2 separate regions of the Homo sapiens genome follow, and region 1 is linked to region 2. The links are chromatin loops, found by intact Hi-C in ENCODE. Cell type or tissue: heart left ventricle. All regions are shown on one strand. Links, peaks and the distances in the headings refer to the core of each region. The heading gives the core; the rest is flanking DNA. Region 1 overlaps ARHGAP27 (Rho GTPase activating protein 27). Region 2 holds the start of ACBD4 (acyl-CoA binding domain containing 4).

Region 1 (2,898 bases), core at 250-2,749, 260 kb after region 2:
CATCAGACCACAAGCTCCACCAGGGCAGGCAGCCCATGCAGTGCCCCTGCCCAGAGCACAGCACCTGGCACAGAGGAGCAGACAATAAATACCGGCTGTGAGAAACAAATGGGATAATCCAAGCCGAATGCTTGGCATGGTGCAAATGTCCAATAAATATCAGCTGTCATTGTCTGTTGAATAAATGAACAGGTGGGTTGGTGGGGCTGGGGGCCAAGAGCCACAAGCTGAGGTGGCTTGTGTCTGAGGAGGGAAGGGACCCGCTGTTCCCTGGGGTTCACGCTTCCTTTCTTGAGGTTGTGTCCTCCTTCCCCACACCCTGCAGGCCTGCCCAGCTCTTCGTGGCAAAGCGGGCCCCAGATGGGTGTACTTGTGTGTCAGAGTGCCAAGAGGGGCTGGGAGCTCCTGCTAGGGCTATGTCCCCCTCCCCTAGGACAGAACAGCTGGGACAGTTTCCCTCTTTGCCTTCAGGGGCCTCCCCAGGTCCAGACAGAACACACCCAGCTTAGTTCCTTTCTTTTCACATAGGCCCAAAGGTTGGATGGGTGGTAGCTGAAAGAACTGATTTTCCCCCTACCCAGGCTGTACTCTGGTGTGGGAGGAGCCTTTTCTGGGGAATGAGGTCACTCACTGGACCTTGAGCAAGTCACACTGCTGCTGCAGGCCTCAGCGTCCTTGTCTGTAAAATGGGATGGTGTGTGGAACTGGTGCATGCCGAGCGGCAGATGCAAGGTGTGCACTTGGTGAATGGGAAGAAGCCTTGCACAGAACACCAGTGGGTCAAGGACAGCAGAGGCCCGGGACCCCCAACAGGAAAGCAGATGAAACTGGCCCACAGCCAGCCTGTGAGAGGCTCAGGCAGGAGGTCATCCCTGAGGCCTGAGGAGGATAGCTTCAGCAGCCCACACTGAAGGCTGGGTCAGTCCTGTTTCCACAGTGGGGAAGTGATCAGAGCTGCCTCATGACTGGCACAGTGCCAGCACAGGGCCAGGGCCCACAGGGTCTCTGTGAAGGCCTCCACGAGGTGAGGGCCAGAAGCAGCCAGGAAGCCCTCCATCAAACTCCTCCTCCCAGCACCTACCATTCCAGAAAACAAACTCTCACCCCCACACACGCTATCGCACACGCACAGTAGGCGCGATGCAACAGAGAAAAAACCGAATTAACCCCCAAACAGGACGTGACGGGAAGGGAAGGGGGGATGGGGAGTTGGGAAGAAGGAATCACATTTTGCAAACTGCCCACTAGGGGTCACCGTACCCTCAGAACCGAGGGTGCAGAAGTCACACCGGCCTGCGGCTATGCGCTGGCGGAGGGTCCCAGAGAGAAGAAGGCCCGGCTGCGTGGCCTCCGCCGCCCAGCTTGTGTGGCAGGACCGCGGCCGCCGCCCCAGTCACAGGCCAGCAGTCAGTGCGGCGGGAAGATGTCCGCGCACTGCTGCAGGATGAGCTCCACCACCTGGTTCTGGAACACCATGGTCATGGGCATGCTGGTCTCTTCCACCTCGGGCCGCAGCAGCGTGGGCCCGAACACAATGGCCACGCTCTGCACCGACATGCGGTTCTGCTCGCCGTGCTCGATCACCCTGTGGCAGGGGTGGGTGGGTTCAGGGCTCCGAACTGCGAACTGCGGGGAGGCGCTGGGGGCTTCAGCCGGGACCTGCCTCCCCCTTCCCGCGCGGGCCGCCCGGCTCACCGGCAGAGGTGCTGGAAGAGCATCCGCAGAGTGTCGTGGTTGGGAGCGGGCAGCGAGCGCACCAAGTCACGCACACAGCGGCTGCGCCGGGCCTGGTCCTGCAACTCTGGGTGAGGGAAGGTTTAGAGGGAGGGAGTCGGAACGGGAGGTAGGGGGTATCGGCTGGGCGAGGGGAGCCTGCTAAAGGGGTGCCCCGCCACGCCCCTACCCCATCCGCCCCACCTGCCCCAGGTGCTCACTGATGGCCGCAATGAACTGGCGGAAGTGCGAGAAGGGGAAGAGGGGCTCGGGCAGCTCCCGAAAGAAGAGCTTCAGGGCTCCGGTGATAACGTGGACGTCCTCCCAGCGCCCGTCATCCAGGTCAAGGCGCTCATCTGTGGCGGAGGAAGGGAGGAGGACGGAAGGGAAATCAGTACCCCTTGCGCCTTCAGGCCCTGGGGCAGGGGTTGGGGACGGGCCTCACCGTGGTCCACCTTATAGCGTAGCTTCTGGATGGTGGCCAGGTTTCCACTGATGCGGTACAGCCCGTCGATGTCCAGCCCTGGGCCAGAGGGAGGCGCTGATCCCGGGTTCAGGGATGGGGATAGGGTGGGGCTACGGGTCCCTGCTATGACTCCCACTCGGGGCCTCCCGTACTTTCCCCCTGGACCCTGCGTCCATCCAGGGGTCTCCAGCCTGCGGTCCTGGCAGGAGGCCTGCGGGCACCCCAATGCCTGCCGCCCTCACCCCCGCAGCGCACGTACCGCGGGCCTCGACGGCGCGGATGCACTGCTGCACGAAGCGTGGCACCCGGCTCCTCTCGCGCTCACACAGCGCGGCCAGCGCGCAGCCGAACACCTGGTCTAGGGCAGAGGCTCATCAGCTCCTGCCCAGCCTGCGCCCCGTCCCGGTCCCGGGTCCCCGCCCCCCGCAGGCCTCGGGTACCTTTGATGTAGCCCTTCTCCCGCAGCGACTGCAGTGTGGGCCGCCTCTGGAGGAACTTGCGGAGCTTGTGCCGGACCTTGCTCAAGTCGCTCTCCAGGCCCACGGGGCCCAGGGCGGGCGCGGCTGCCGCGGGGAAAGGCAGGACTGAGTCAGGAGGCAGCGCCAGGGCAGGCCAGGCAGGCCCCAGCAACCGTCACTCCCCAGGAGAGGCCTCCTGGAGCCCCCACCCCATCCTGCCTTGCGCACACCTGCATTCGGTCGCGCGTCCTCCTCTTTCTC
Region 2 (2,898 bases), core at 318-2,817:
CAGGCGTGAGCCACCGCGCCCGGCCCTGAATTTTCTTCTTGATTATCGTATTCGCCTTTGTGCTTTTGATCCTGCCGTTCCTTCCTCCAGAAACAACCTTCCTTATTCTCCTGGTTTACCCTTTTGTTATTCTTGTTGTTGGATAGGCTAAGTCTACATTTCTTTTAATTGTTATGGACACTTAATAGTTGCAGAGAATTATGGAGAGGCATGTAATGTTTTGATACAGGTATAAAATGTGTAATGATCAAATCAAGGTAATTGAAGTAACCATCACCTCAAGCATTTATCATTCCTTTGTATTAGGAACATTCCAATTCCGCTTTTAGTTATTTGTATTTGTATTTTATTTGTTTATTAGAGACAAGGTCTCACTACTTGGTTGCCCAGGGTGGAGTGCAGTGGCATGATCATAGCTCACTGCAGCCTCAAAGCAATTCTCTTGCCTTGGCCTCCCAAAGTGTTGGGACTACAGGCCTGAGCCACCACTTCCCGCCCAGTTATTTTGAAATATACAATAAATTGGCCGGATGCGGTGGCTCACGCCTGTAATCCCAGCACTTTGGGAGGCAGAGGTGGGATGATCACTTGAGGCCAGGTATTGAATGAAGACCAGCCTGGGCAACATAATGAGACTTCTGCCTCTACAAAAATTGTTTTTAAAATAATTAATTTAAAAAGATACAATAGGCCGGGCGCGGTGGCTCACGCCTGTAATCCCAACACTTTGGGAGGCCGAGGTCGGCGGATCACGAGGTCAGGAGATCGAGACCATCCTGGCTAATATGGTGAAACCCCGTCTCTACTAAAAAATACAAAAAATTAGCTGGGCGTGGTGGCGAGCGCCTGTAATCCCAGTTGCTCGGGAGGCTGAGGCAGGAGAATGGCGTGAACCCGGGAGGCGGAGATTGCAGTGAGCCGAGATCACGCCACTGCACTCCAGCCCGGGAGAGAGTGAGACTCCGTCTCAAAAAAATAAATAAATAAAATAAAATAAACAAAATAAAAAGATACAATAAATTATTGGTAACTATAATCGTTGTATTGTGCTACCGAACACTGGATCTCATTCATTCTAACTGTATTTTTGTACCCATTTCCCCCCCTCCCCAGTACCCTTCCCAGCCTCTGGTAACCATCATTCTGCGATGTCCATTTTGCTTACTCTTTTTTTTTTTTTGAGATGGAGTCTCACTCTCGCCCAGGCTGGAGTGCAGTGGGGCAATCTTGGCTCACTGCAATCTCCACCTCCCGGGTTCAAGCGATTCTCCTGCCTCAGCCTCCCGTGTAGCTGGGATTACAGGCGCGCGCCACCACGCCCGGCTAATTTGTGTATTTTTAGTAGAGATGGGGTTTCACTATGTTGGCCCGGCTGGTCTCGAACTCCTGACCTCAGGTGATCCGCCCGCCTTGGCCTCCCAAAGTTCTGGGATTACAGGCATGAGCCACCGTGCCCGACCATCTTCCAAAACTGAGCTGTGATGTCCTTCCTCTAGAACACCTGACCACAGGACATGACTTTTTTTAATCCCCAGTGCCTAAGTGTCTAGAGAGCTGAGTGGGTTGCCTCGGATCGGCCAGGCCTGGATATCAGCGAACAGATGCGGATTTCCACCAGGGGGCGCTAGGACGCCACGACCTTTCACTATGTGCACCAGGGGGCGCTGCCGCCCGCCTTGGCCATCCCGGGCTGGGAAGTCCGACCCTTCGATTAAGCCCCGCCTGATTGGGAAAGGCTCTGAGAAACTATTTGCATGATCTTGAAAGAGCTGTGCTGAATGGTTGAGGTAGGTAAGCCGAATGTGAAACAGGCTCTCTCATTGGCCTAAATTCCCCCCCTCGATCTGCGTCGCCATCCCGGCCCTGCTGGACCCCGGGGTCAGTAGGAAGCCGCGGGGTGGTGGCGAGAGAGGACCCAGGTGTCCTGGCAGTGGGCGCCGCGGGGCACACGCTGGGCCAAGGTGCAGGCGGCCAGGGTGGGAGACTGTTCGCCCCGCCCTGAGTACTCCTATCTTGTTTCTCCACCTGTTCGGGAGTTGGAGATGTGCACCTAAAGGAGGCGCATCTGGGGACGGACACATCTGGCACTGAGGCCCTCGCCACCTGCCTCGCCACCTGGCGACCCTGACCCCACCACACTGCCTTGAGGTAGGAAAAGGAGGCTCCTCAACCACAACTTCTGACCTCCCAGGGTGTCTGAGGCCTCTAAAGAGCTTAGTTTGCCCCTCTGGGAAGTGAATCCTTGGCTTATGGTGCCGGGGGGACCCTGGAGGCCCCCTCACACGAAGGCTGCTTCTTGCAGAGTCGCTCAAAAGTAGGGCCCCAGGGCTCGCAGCAGCATGGGCACCGAGAAAGAAAGCCCAGAGCCCGACTGCCAGAAACAGTTCCAGGCTGCAGTGAGCGTCATCCAGAACCTGCCCAAGAACGGTGAGGCTGCGGGGACTCGCATTTGGACTCGCATTCAGGACGCCTGGGGTCTGACTCTGAAGAAAGAATGGTCCTGATCACTGCAGTTTTTGCAGACAAGCCCCTGCCTGGGCTGTCCTGGGGGTTCCCTCCGCTTCCTATCCTAGTCCAGATGCCCTGGGTGGGACCCATCACCACCTCTGCCCTTTCCAAGCAGGGTTCTCCCGCCCCTCCGCCCCTTGGAGCTGGGAGTGATGCTTTGCCCTGGCTTCCCAACTCTCTGCCCAGGTTCTTACCGCCCCTCCTATGAAGAGATGCTGCGATTCTACAGTTACTACAAGCAGGCCACCATGGGGCCCTGCCTGGTCCCCCGGCCCGGGTTCTGGGACCCCATTGGACGATATAAGTGGTGAGCTCCCTGCTGGCTGGGCAGACAAGCCTCAGCTGTCAAGCAGCCCTCTCACAGCCCTCTGCCCCCAGGGACGCCTGGAA

Evidence for each region. A loop is a pair of places that touch in the nucleus more often than their neighbours do. Peaks named below come from ENCODE experiments on the same cell type or tissue, not always from the same donor. Only the 100,000 strongest peaks of a DNase experiment are listed, where the experiment ranks them.
Region 1: a loop joins it to region 2, with 2.1 times the contacts of the local background. A loop is called at or near these places in 21 of 110 quality-filtered maps.

What each region holds. Positions count from the first base shown.
Region 1 is chr17:45,394,049-45,396,946 of GRCh38, forward strand. It overlaps ARHGAP27 (Rho GTPase activating protein 27), which reads right to left. Exons shown (of 20, transcript NM_001282290.2): 14 at 2,868-2,898; 15 at 2,620-2,742; 16 at 2,439-2,537; 17 at 2,159-2,236; 18 at 1,935-2,069; 19 at 1,696-1,801; 20 at 1-1,585. The coding sequence ends at 1,408. Among named protein-coding and RNA genes, the nearest start is that of ARHGAP27, 37 kb to the right of the region's middle. RefSeq lists an enhancer at 413-1,072 and a silencer at 1,704-1,861. In heart left ventricle, for the core only: a CTCF peak has its summit at 1,267 (motif pointing right); DNase peaks (open chromatin) are centred at 1,303, 1,618 and 2,223; H3K4me3 peaks cover 989 bases.
Region 2 is chr17:45,133,806-45,136,703 of GRCh38, forward strand. It overlaps ACBD4 (acyl-CoA binding domain containing 4), which reads left to right and starts at 1,882. Exons shown (of 10, transcript NM_001135705.3): 1 at 1,882-2,148; 2 at 2,303-2,427; 3 at 2,695-2,815; 4 at 2,887-2,898. The coding sequence starts at 2,340. In heart left ventricle, for the core only: CTCF peaks have their summits at 1,637 (motif pointing right) and 1,857; a DNase peak (open chromatin) is centred at 1,666; H3K4me3 peaks cover 1,082 bases; H3K27ac peaks cover 555 bases.